Linked DNA regions of Homo sapiens: region 2 is linked to region 1. Evidence: chromatin contacts called from ENCODE Hi-C data. All regions are on one chromosome and are shown on one strand. The core of a region is the stretch at or near the end of the contact, and the rest is flanking DNA. Distances in the headings are between cores, read along the strand shown. Region 1 holds the start of POLR3E (RNA polymerase III subunit E). Region 2 holds the start of ACSM3 (acyl-CoA synthetase medium chain family member 3).

Region 1 (4,890 bases), core at 2,087-4,586:
GTTAGGGGTGTGTACCAACTGGATATTAGCCAGAAACTTGAATCATGGCCCTGAAAAGTCTAATACCAGTCAATGCAAAATGAGAATTCTACTTATAAAAGTGTGATTTATATAGTTTTTGATGTGTCTAAAGCATCACCAGCGTTCGTAGAGTTCCTGCCTAATTCCCCCATTCAGTCACCTTAAGCATTGACTCCACTCCCTGTGTTGAACAGAACTAATGGAGAAAGTAATCCACGTAAATGACAGAGGGAAAGAGAAACGATAGAGAATGATAGAGGACAAAACCTTAGATATGAGGGATATTTGAGATTTCTTACGCCAATAAATGTGAAAAATCAAGTAATGGGGCTTTGTTTTCCCAGAAAACGACAACTTGCCAAAGTTGACTCAGGAAGAAATAGAAAAAAAAAAAAAGTCATCAAAAGTCATATAATTTGGCAAAATGGAAAAATATATGCATATCTATATCTATATAGAGAGGGTCTCACTCTCTCACCCAGGCTGGAGTGCAGCACCTGAATCTCGGCTCACTGCAGACTTGACCTCCCTGGCTCAAAGGATCTTCCCACCTCGGCCTCCCAAGTAGCTGAGACTACAGGCACATGCCACCATGCCCGGCTAATTTCTTTTCTTTTGTTTTTTGGTAGAGACAAGGTTTCTCGATGTTGCTTAGGCTGGTCTTGAACTCCTGGCGTCAAGCAATCCTGCCACCTCAGTCTCCCAAAGTGCTAGGATTATAGGAGTGAGCCACTGAGACCAGCCTATTATTAATATTATTATTATATAATACTAGGGAAAGTATAAATATAGACCAGCAATTTCATTTCTAGTGTATACCCTAGAGAAATGTCCATACGTAAGACAAGGAGCCATGTGCAAGGATACTTCCTGCCATATTGTGTGTAATGACAAAAATTTAGTAACAACTTAAAAGTTGTACATGGCATGGAATGAATGAATTAGATCTATAGGCATCATAACAGACCTCAAAAACATAATGTTGGGCCTGGCACAGTCTCTCATGCCTGTAATCTTGGCTACTTGGGAAGCTGAGGTGGGAGGATGGCTTGAGCCCGGGAGGTCTAGGCTACAGTAAGCTATGATTGCACCACTGTACTCTAGCCTGGGTGACAGAGCAACACTCTCTTAAAATAATAATAATAATAATACTGTTGAAATGAGAAAAGCAAGTTTTAGGATATCAGTACAATGTGCTAACATTTATATAAGTGAAAAACATACAGATAACCATTTTAGATATTATTCATAAATTTTATAGTAAAAATGTAAGAAATTATTGGAAAGATACACATCAAATTCATGACAGTTATAGACAGGGGAGAATGGGAGGGGGACTTATTTCTATTTGCAATGGTCTAATAATTTCTATTTGTAATAGTGTGATCTATTTTTTATTTATTTATTTATTTATTTATTTATTTATTTATTTATTTATTTGAGACCGAGTTTCTCACTGTCGCCCAGGCTAGAGTGCAGTGGTGGGATCTCGGCTCGCTGCAACCTCCGCCTCCCGGGTTCAAGCAACTCTCCCGCCTCAGCCTCCCGAGTAGCTGGGATTACAGGCATGTGCCACCACGCCAGGCTAATTTTTGTATTTTTAGTAGAGACGCTTGAACCCAGGAGGCAGAGATTGCAGTGAGCGGAGATCGCACCACTGCACTCCAGCCTAGACAGCAAGAGCGAGACTCCACATCAAAAAAAAAAAAAAAAAAAAAAAAAAAAAAGAAAAGAAAAAAGAAAAGGAAAAAAATGCCACAATACTAAGTCATTAATTTAATGCCAGGTGGTGGCACTATGGATGATAATTTTTTTCTTTGTAATTTTTGTGCATTTTTGTTTTTAATATCTTTGCATATCCACACGGATAGGTATTTTAAAATACAGTCTGGTGAAAAATAACAGCCAATTGCAGATCTATATGAATAATGTGACAATATTTGTGTTCAAATCCATACACAATAAAAACAAAGCTATCTTCTATGGCTATATCTATATATATCCATATAGATATAAACATATAAATTCACAGCAAAAGATCTAGAAAGATATATAGTGTTTTAGTCCATTTTCTGTTGCTTATAACAGAATACCTGAAACTGGGTAATTTGTAAAGAAAAGGAAGTTATTTCTTACAGTTATGGAGTCTGAGAAGTCCAAGGTCAAGAGTGTGCATCTGGTGAGGGCCTTCTTGCTGGTGGGGGACACCTGCAGAGTTCCCAGGCAGTACAAGCCATCATATGGAGGGGGTGCTGAGCTGCTCCCTTGCTAGCTAAGGTCTCTCTCCCTCTTCTTATAAAGCCATCAGTCCCCCTCCCAAGATAACCCATTAATCCATTAACCCATTAATCCATGAATCCATGAAGAGATTAATCCATTCATAAGGGCTCCACCCTCATGATCTAATCACCTCTTAAAGGGCCCACCACACAATACTGCCACATTGGGGATTAAATTTCCAACACATGAAATTTGGGGGACACATTCAAACCATAGTTCATATTAAACAGATAATAATGGTTAGTTACCTCGGCGGAGGGGCCTAGGATGCGAGTCAAGGTCAAAGAGCATTTGTACCTTATCTGCAAAGTTTAAATATTTTGCAATAATTCGCGTGTTATTTGTGTAAGTAAAAATTTAAACATAATTTTTCAGAGACAACTGCCCAGACCAGCTCCAGGGTTTGGCCGTCAGATCCCCTGGTGCATGTTTCTGATCAGATCAATTTCTTCTCCCGGAGACACCCAATCCGGGTCGTATGGATTACCTGTGGGTTAACCAGGGGTCTCCGGGTTAACCATCCAACTCAGAGTAAAGTTTCTAAAAATGCGTTTTGCTCTAATACCTATTCGGAACCAACCTGGGTCTAAAGACTGGAGCAAGTGTTTATTTTCCAAAACACGGCTTTTTAAAATAATTCTATAGGGATCACCTTGAACACACGTTAAGCAAAAAAAAAACCTCAGCGAAAACGCCTCGCAATGTCCAGATTAAATGCAAAAGCAAAAGCATTAAGTAGCTTTCTGGCATAAACATATTGCAGCTGGGTAGCGTGGCCGAGCGGTCTAAGGCGCTGGATTAAGGCTCCAGTCTCTTCGGGGGCGTGGGTTCGAATCCCACCGCTGCCAGGGTTGCTGTCTTTTTGTCCCCGCTGCATACACTCCTGGCTCAGTTTTGCGCGTGCCATCAGCGCCCCCTGCTGCAGGGCGGGGCTCACGGCCTGCATGAATGGCGCGGCGGAGGGGGCGGAGCCGCGTGCACCGGGGCGGGGCATTGTGGGTAAGAGGAAACGCTGGGGCCGGCCCGCTCCCCCCCACGTGTCCGCCGGAGTTTCTCCACCAGCAACATGGCCGCCGCCTGAGAGGAGAGCCGGGCCGCCGCCGTCTCTGCAGCCCGCGGGTAACTGGGCCGTTGCCGCCGTCCGCGCTCGGCCCCCGCGGAGAGGTGAGTCCCGTCTTGGCAGTGCCCGAGCTGGGGCTTGAGCCGGACCGCACTCACGACGTGGGCCTGGGCTAGATTCCCGAGTAGGCCAAGGAGGCCCGCGCCGCGCTGTGCCTAGCAGCTGGAGGCCTCTCGGGACTCGGGCGGGGAGGAGGGGCAGCCGGCTCCAGGCCGACCCCGGACTCTGACTTCCTTGACCTGACACCTGGGAGTTGGGGAGGCCGCGGCCGACGCTGGCGGCGGTGACTCAGGGTCCAGCCGACCTGCCCTATCCGGGCCTGGGAGGCCTCCTACGGAAGAAACACCTGTCCGCGCGTCGGGTGTAGTGGCGGCTCGCGGCAGGGACTGCGTGGTGGGCGTGAGAAGGGGGGCCTGACCACCCGCGAGGGAGCAGAAACCCATTGGACAGCGAGGCTCGGGATCGGCGGCCCGCCCCGATGGGCAGGGAGGGCACCTGCGCCTGCCGGAGCCCCCACTTCGCAGCTGAACCGGATTAGCCTCTGCCCGGCGAGGCCAGGGATTCCTCATTCATTTATTCAGGCAACCATTCAGTGTTTACCGAGCCAACTCTGTGTTCCGGATACAGCCCTGACCATTCGGTCCGAGGAGGTGTCAGTAAACAAACAAGGTCGTTCCTTTGGGTTAGCTTTAGAATTCCTTGGGCTTGGAGGCGGAAAGAAGAGATCTTAGCGATCTCCACAGTTTCCTCATCTGTGAAATAGAGATAATAGAAATTCCTACCTCATAGGGTTGTGGTGACGGCTCAGTAGAAACCGGGTGACGCTCCTGCTTGCAGCGTTTGACTTGTGGCTTAGCGTCATTACCCGCTTACGTTGGCAGAAAACATGTTGTCAAGTAATAACAAACCTTCCCAGAGGTTACGTTTATTAGCGTCCTGTCCTTACTCCTTCCCCGCAGGGGTCTGGAGGTCGGTACTTAGTTTCCCTACTTTAGGGATGAAAATAGGGAGGAATACCAAACCCAGACAACTCAGGTGGGTCACAGATGCCAAGCAGCTGTGGTGGGATTTGAACCTGCACAGTTTTGTTCTCGGGTCCAAGCTCTTACCCACTTAACCATACTGCCGTTTATCAGAAAACCGTGCAGTATAGTGGTTAAGAATAAGAATAAGGATCTTTGACATAGCGAGACCCAAGTTTCTGTCCTCATTCCACCTTGGATGAGTTGCTTATATCTGAACCTCAGTCTCGTCATTTCCAAATTGAAGATGATAAATCTCTATTGATAGGGCTAATGAGAAGATTAAATATAAAGTATTCTTTGTACTATATTGAGTGTCAACTTCGTGCCAGGCACTGTTCTAGGTATTGAGAGAACCAGCACTGGATTTTTTTTTTAAAGTAATGCTCCCCATAACAGCTTTGATGAAGTAAAGTATGATTGTCTGCATTTCATAGTTGAGGAAAC
Region 2 (4,472 bases), core at 1,164-3,663, 1.5 Mb before region 1:
GGGCAAGGCAGGAAAGGCAGGAATGTCAGGCGACAATCAGGTGATGGTCAGGCGGTTATTAAACTGTCACTCTAAAATAATTGGTTGCAGTAGGTGCCAGGGAAAGGCAGTCTCCTAAGAGATAGAAAACACCTAAAGCTGGTGATCAGCAGCTTTCCAATAAGATCTCAGGAACTGGGCAAGTGTGCTCAAGCATGCGTACTAAGAGGCAAAATGGCAGATTTTAACTGGTATACAACCTTCCTCTAGGAACACTTGACTGGTAAGGGAAAAACGCCTCAAATGAGAATGTGCACAACTTCAGTAAAGACATTGCACATGTGGCCCCTCCCAAGTGCTGACAGGCCACTGCACGTGCAGACAGCCCATGCCAAGGAAAAAATCAAAGGAGATACAAAACCTCGGAAGCATGCCAATGTATAAAACGCAAAGTCAAAAGTCAAACAGGGCACCTGGATCTCTCAAGTTGCCTGCTTGCCCCTCTTCCTTTGGTTCCTGCTCTAAAACTTTCTAATAAACTCTCACTCCTGCTCAAAAACTTGCCTCAGTCTCTCACTCTGCCTTATGCCTCTTGGATGAATTCTTTCCTTTGAAGAGGCAAGAATCAAGTTATTGTAGATCCGTATGGATTCACCACTGCTAACATTATGCTGAATGGTATGTGAGAGTAGAAAAAAAAACACTGTTTTTTCCCTGTCTCTAATAATGAGCTTAACATCAGAATAGAAATAATAGAAGAAAAAAATCAAAGAACTGGAAGCCAGAATTTACTCAACCTGAACAAAAGAAAGAAACTAGAATGGGAAAAAAAAGAAAAAAAAGAACAGAGCCTCAGGGACCTGTGAAACTATCATAAAAGATCTAACATGGGGGCTAAAAATTTACTCCAAGAAATAATAGCTGAAAAGTTCTCAAATTTGTCAAGAGACATAACTATAGAATTCAGCAATACAGAAAAAGAAATATACAACAGGACCAAGCAAGGTTTATTCCAGGGAGGCAAGGCTGGTTCAATATTAGAAGATCAGTGTAATCTATCTTATTAACAGGCTAAAGAAGAAAAACACCACATGCTTATAGTAACTGATGCAGAAAAAACACTTGCCAAAATTCAACACCTATTCATGATAAAAACACTCAGAAAAAAATAGAAATAGAGGAGAATTTCCTCAACTTGATAAAGGGCATCTACACAAAACCTACTACTAATATTGTACCTAACCATGAAAGACTGAATGTTTTCCCTCTAAGATCAAAAGCAAGGCAAGGATGTCTGCTCTCATCACTCTTATTCAACGTAGAGCTAGACACTCTAGCCTGCGCAATAAGGCAAGAAAAGGAAATAAAACGCATATAGATCTGAAAGAAAGAAGTAAGATCTGTTTACTTATTTACAGGTAATGTGATTACACAGAAAATCCCAAGGAATCAACAACAAAAGACTCCTAGAACTCAAAAGTGACCAACAAATTCCTCTTTAAGTAAAGTTGGGTCTCTCACATGTAATTGAAAGAGTCCTTTATTTATTCACATATCCATCAACTATTTATTGAATGCCTAAAATTTGCCAGTAGCTATTCCAGGCAATAGATACACCATCAAACAAAAAGAGTTCTTACCCTCAAGGGTGATAGTAAGAGATGTAAAAAGTTAAAAAATGGTAAAAGAGAAAAAATGAAGAGTGCTACTTTAGAAAATGAGGTAAGGGAAGAGTTATTTAATAAGACACCTCAGAAAATGAGGAATTTGGCCAGGGGGATATCTGAGGAAAGAGTTCCAGTCAGTGGAAACTGTGAATTCAGAAAGCCTGAGGCTGAAACAGGCAAGTGTGTTTGAGAAAAAGCAAGGAGGCCGGTGGCTGTGCAGAGTGAGGCAGAGGAAGGAGAATGGGCTGTGGATCAGAGGACCCTGTGCCAGATCATACAACTCCTTGCAGTTCATGTAAGGACTCGGATTTTACCTGGAGTGGAAAAAGAAGCACTGAAAGATTTGAGCAGGGGAGTAACCTGATAGCGTTTATGTTTAGTCCTGCCACTTCGACAGATAAACGCACCAATGGGCTTGATGAGATTTAGGCCAACCCATAACCGCCCCTCAACTTCTTTCCTTTCAATTTCAAAACTCCTCTATGGCTTCCTCCATCTGTTCTTCCTTCTGAGAAGTGCTCTCTCTGCCCCTTTACAGAACTAACCACTTCGGCAACTCCTTGGACACTTTCCTTCTTGTTAATAATTTGCTTTCTCCGCCCCTCAAAAGCTTGCTGTTTCTGTAAATCATTACCTGTAAGAGGAACCGCTGGGAGTCCTGTAAACTTTAGCCCAGAGCTTGGCTCCTCCTCCAGAATGTCTCCACCAATCAAGGAAAGTGTTTTGGGCCAGTCTTGCTCCTCCGGATTGTCAGACTGCTCCTCCCTCTTCTTTAGACTGCCACGAGGAAAAAGCAGATGTGAGAACTCAAGGTTCAGGGCTGCTCTTCTAAGAAACAAGTCTGCCATAATCTCCATCTGTGTTGGAATCTGTTAACTAGTGAGTACCTCATCTCCCCTCCTGTGTAAGATTTCCTGAACTGGCACATCTGTTTTTTGAGCAAAGATAACAAACAGATGAACAAAACCAACAATCAAAAATGCTGTCATTAAAGTCTTGGGCAGCCAAAGTTTCTCTCAGAATTTCTCAGTTGTGTGATACTATCTATTAAGTGATGAGGAGTATGCACACACAAAAGGCTATAAATGTAGCAGCTGAGTTTTCATGTTGAGCCTTTTGGTGCTATTTGATTTTTTGAAAAACTATGTACATGTATTAAGTTGATAAATTTTTTTTTTAATTTTAATTGAACCAGATGCGGTGGCTCAAGCCTGTAATCCCACCACTTTAGGAGGCTATGGTGGGCAGATGCAGATCACTTGAGGCCAGGAGTTCGAGACCAGCTTGGCCAACATGGTGAAACCCTATCTCTACTGAAAATAAAAAATTAGCCAGGTGTGGTGGCAGGTGCCTGTAACCCCAGCTACTTGGGAGCCTGAGGCAGTAGAGTCACTTGAACCTGGGAGGTGGAGTTTGCAGTAAGCTGAGATTGCATCACTGCACTCCAGCCTGGGTGACAGAACAAGACTCCATCTCAAAAAAAAGACCAGGTAGTGGCTGAGATTTTCATTGTACTGTCTGCTTAGCTCCCCACCTTGCTCAGTGACAGATGGGAATCCATCTTCTGCATCATCCAGAAAGTATGTAAATTACTTCCAGGAAACTTTGGGAAACACAGATGCAAACCTAAGAGCAGCCAGTTTTCTCCTTTAGGTGGTCAAGGGCAGCTGCAAAAGTTCTGTATAGGAGGGGCTTCAGGCAGGGTCTGGTTGGGTTTGGAGACAACAGCAGTGAATTTACCTTGCGTTGAGGCTGTATATGTTAAACTACTGTTATTACTTGGATACTTAGAGGGAGGGATGTTTAGGGAGCTGTGGGGAGGCTAAAGCCCCCTTGGCTGTAGGGACAAAGAGCTTGCATTTCAGATGAGACCTTAAATACTTTCAGAAGCCTATCTGACCAGGGGTGGTACTGTCTTTCTTAGAAGAGTTTTCCTTACCAATGTTTCTGTGGCTCAGTATAAAAATCTGGAGTCACCCTGGGAAAGTTATCTCAGCAATTTTACCTACAAATAATTTTATAAACCTGGGAAATAGAAGTTGTAAAATGCTAAGATCGATGAAAAGGGAGGAAAAGAACTTTGTTGAGGAGAAGGTAATCTTATGGTTTTGATGAAGAGGATGTCGATATTTGCTTTTTGGTAGAACAGAATGGTTAGGTTCATTTTAAGCTCCAAATGACTGATCAATTTTCTTTTCAACATACGTTTGAAGGATTCTGAATGTGGTGTAGAGTATTGTATGGGAGCTAGGGAACAAATCATACTAAACTCTGATTCTATTCAGAATCAGCAAGCTAAGTATGATATATTTATCTCCAATCATATTAATATTTACATAATTATTTAATGTCTTCCTTAATAGTCTATAAGCTTCATGGGAGCAAGACCAGCCGTGTCTTGTTCACAGCTATATTTTCAGCATTTAGTACAGGTCTGGCATATACCAAGTGTTCAATAAATACACGGGTAATGAATAAATGCGTTGTCCAATTTAAATATGTGTGTCTGTTTGTGTATACTTCCTTGTCTGTAAAATGAAAATACTAATAAATAACTGCAAAATGCTTAACAGTACAACCACTTGCCAGATCTCAGCAAAAATGTTACGTCCCTAGAGAGACCTCCTAAAAGGTCCCTTTTCTCCCATTACTCTCTTTGTTTTCTTGCGTAACATCACATTTATTTATTCCCTTGTTTACTATATGTGTCTTTCTATGAGAGCAAGGAGGACCTTGTCTCTTGCATTCCCTCCTGTATCCTCTATGTCTGAAATAATTCATGGCAAGTGATTAATAATTGTTGAATAAATAAATGAATCATGCCAA

Evidence for each region. A loop is a pair of places that touch in the nucleus more often than their neighbours do. Pooled maps may share reads with other maps.
Region 2: a loop to region 1 is called in a pooled map, with 8 times the contacts of the local background. The contact joins the promoter of ACSM3 here to the promoter of POLR3E in region 1. A Hi-C loop is called at or near these places in 7 of 50 pooled maps.

Annotation. Positions count from the first base shown.
Region 1 is chr16:22,294,073-22,298,962 of GRCh38, forward strand. It overlaps POLR3E (RNA polymerase III subunit E), which reads left to right and starts at 3,337. Exons shown (of 21, transcript NM_018119.4): 1 at 3,337-3,465. TRL-AAG2-4 (tRNA-Leu (anticodon AAG) 2-4) reads left to right here and starts at 3,068; the gene lies at 3,068-3,149. RefSeq lists silencers at 2,958-3,407, 4,418-4,557 and enhancers at 3,081-3,625, 4,068-4,207.
Region 2 is chr16:20,761,601-20,766,072 of GRCh38, forward strand. ACSM3 (acyl-CoA synthetase medium chain family member 3) reads left to right here and starts at 2,414. Exons shown (of 14, transcript NM_005622.4): 1 at 2,414-2,525. RefSeq lists an enhancer at 2,551-2,680.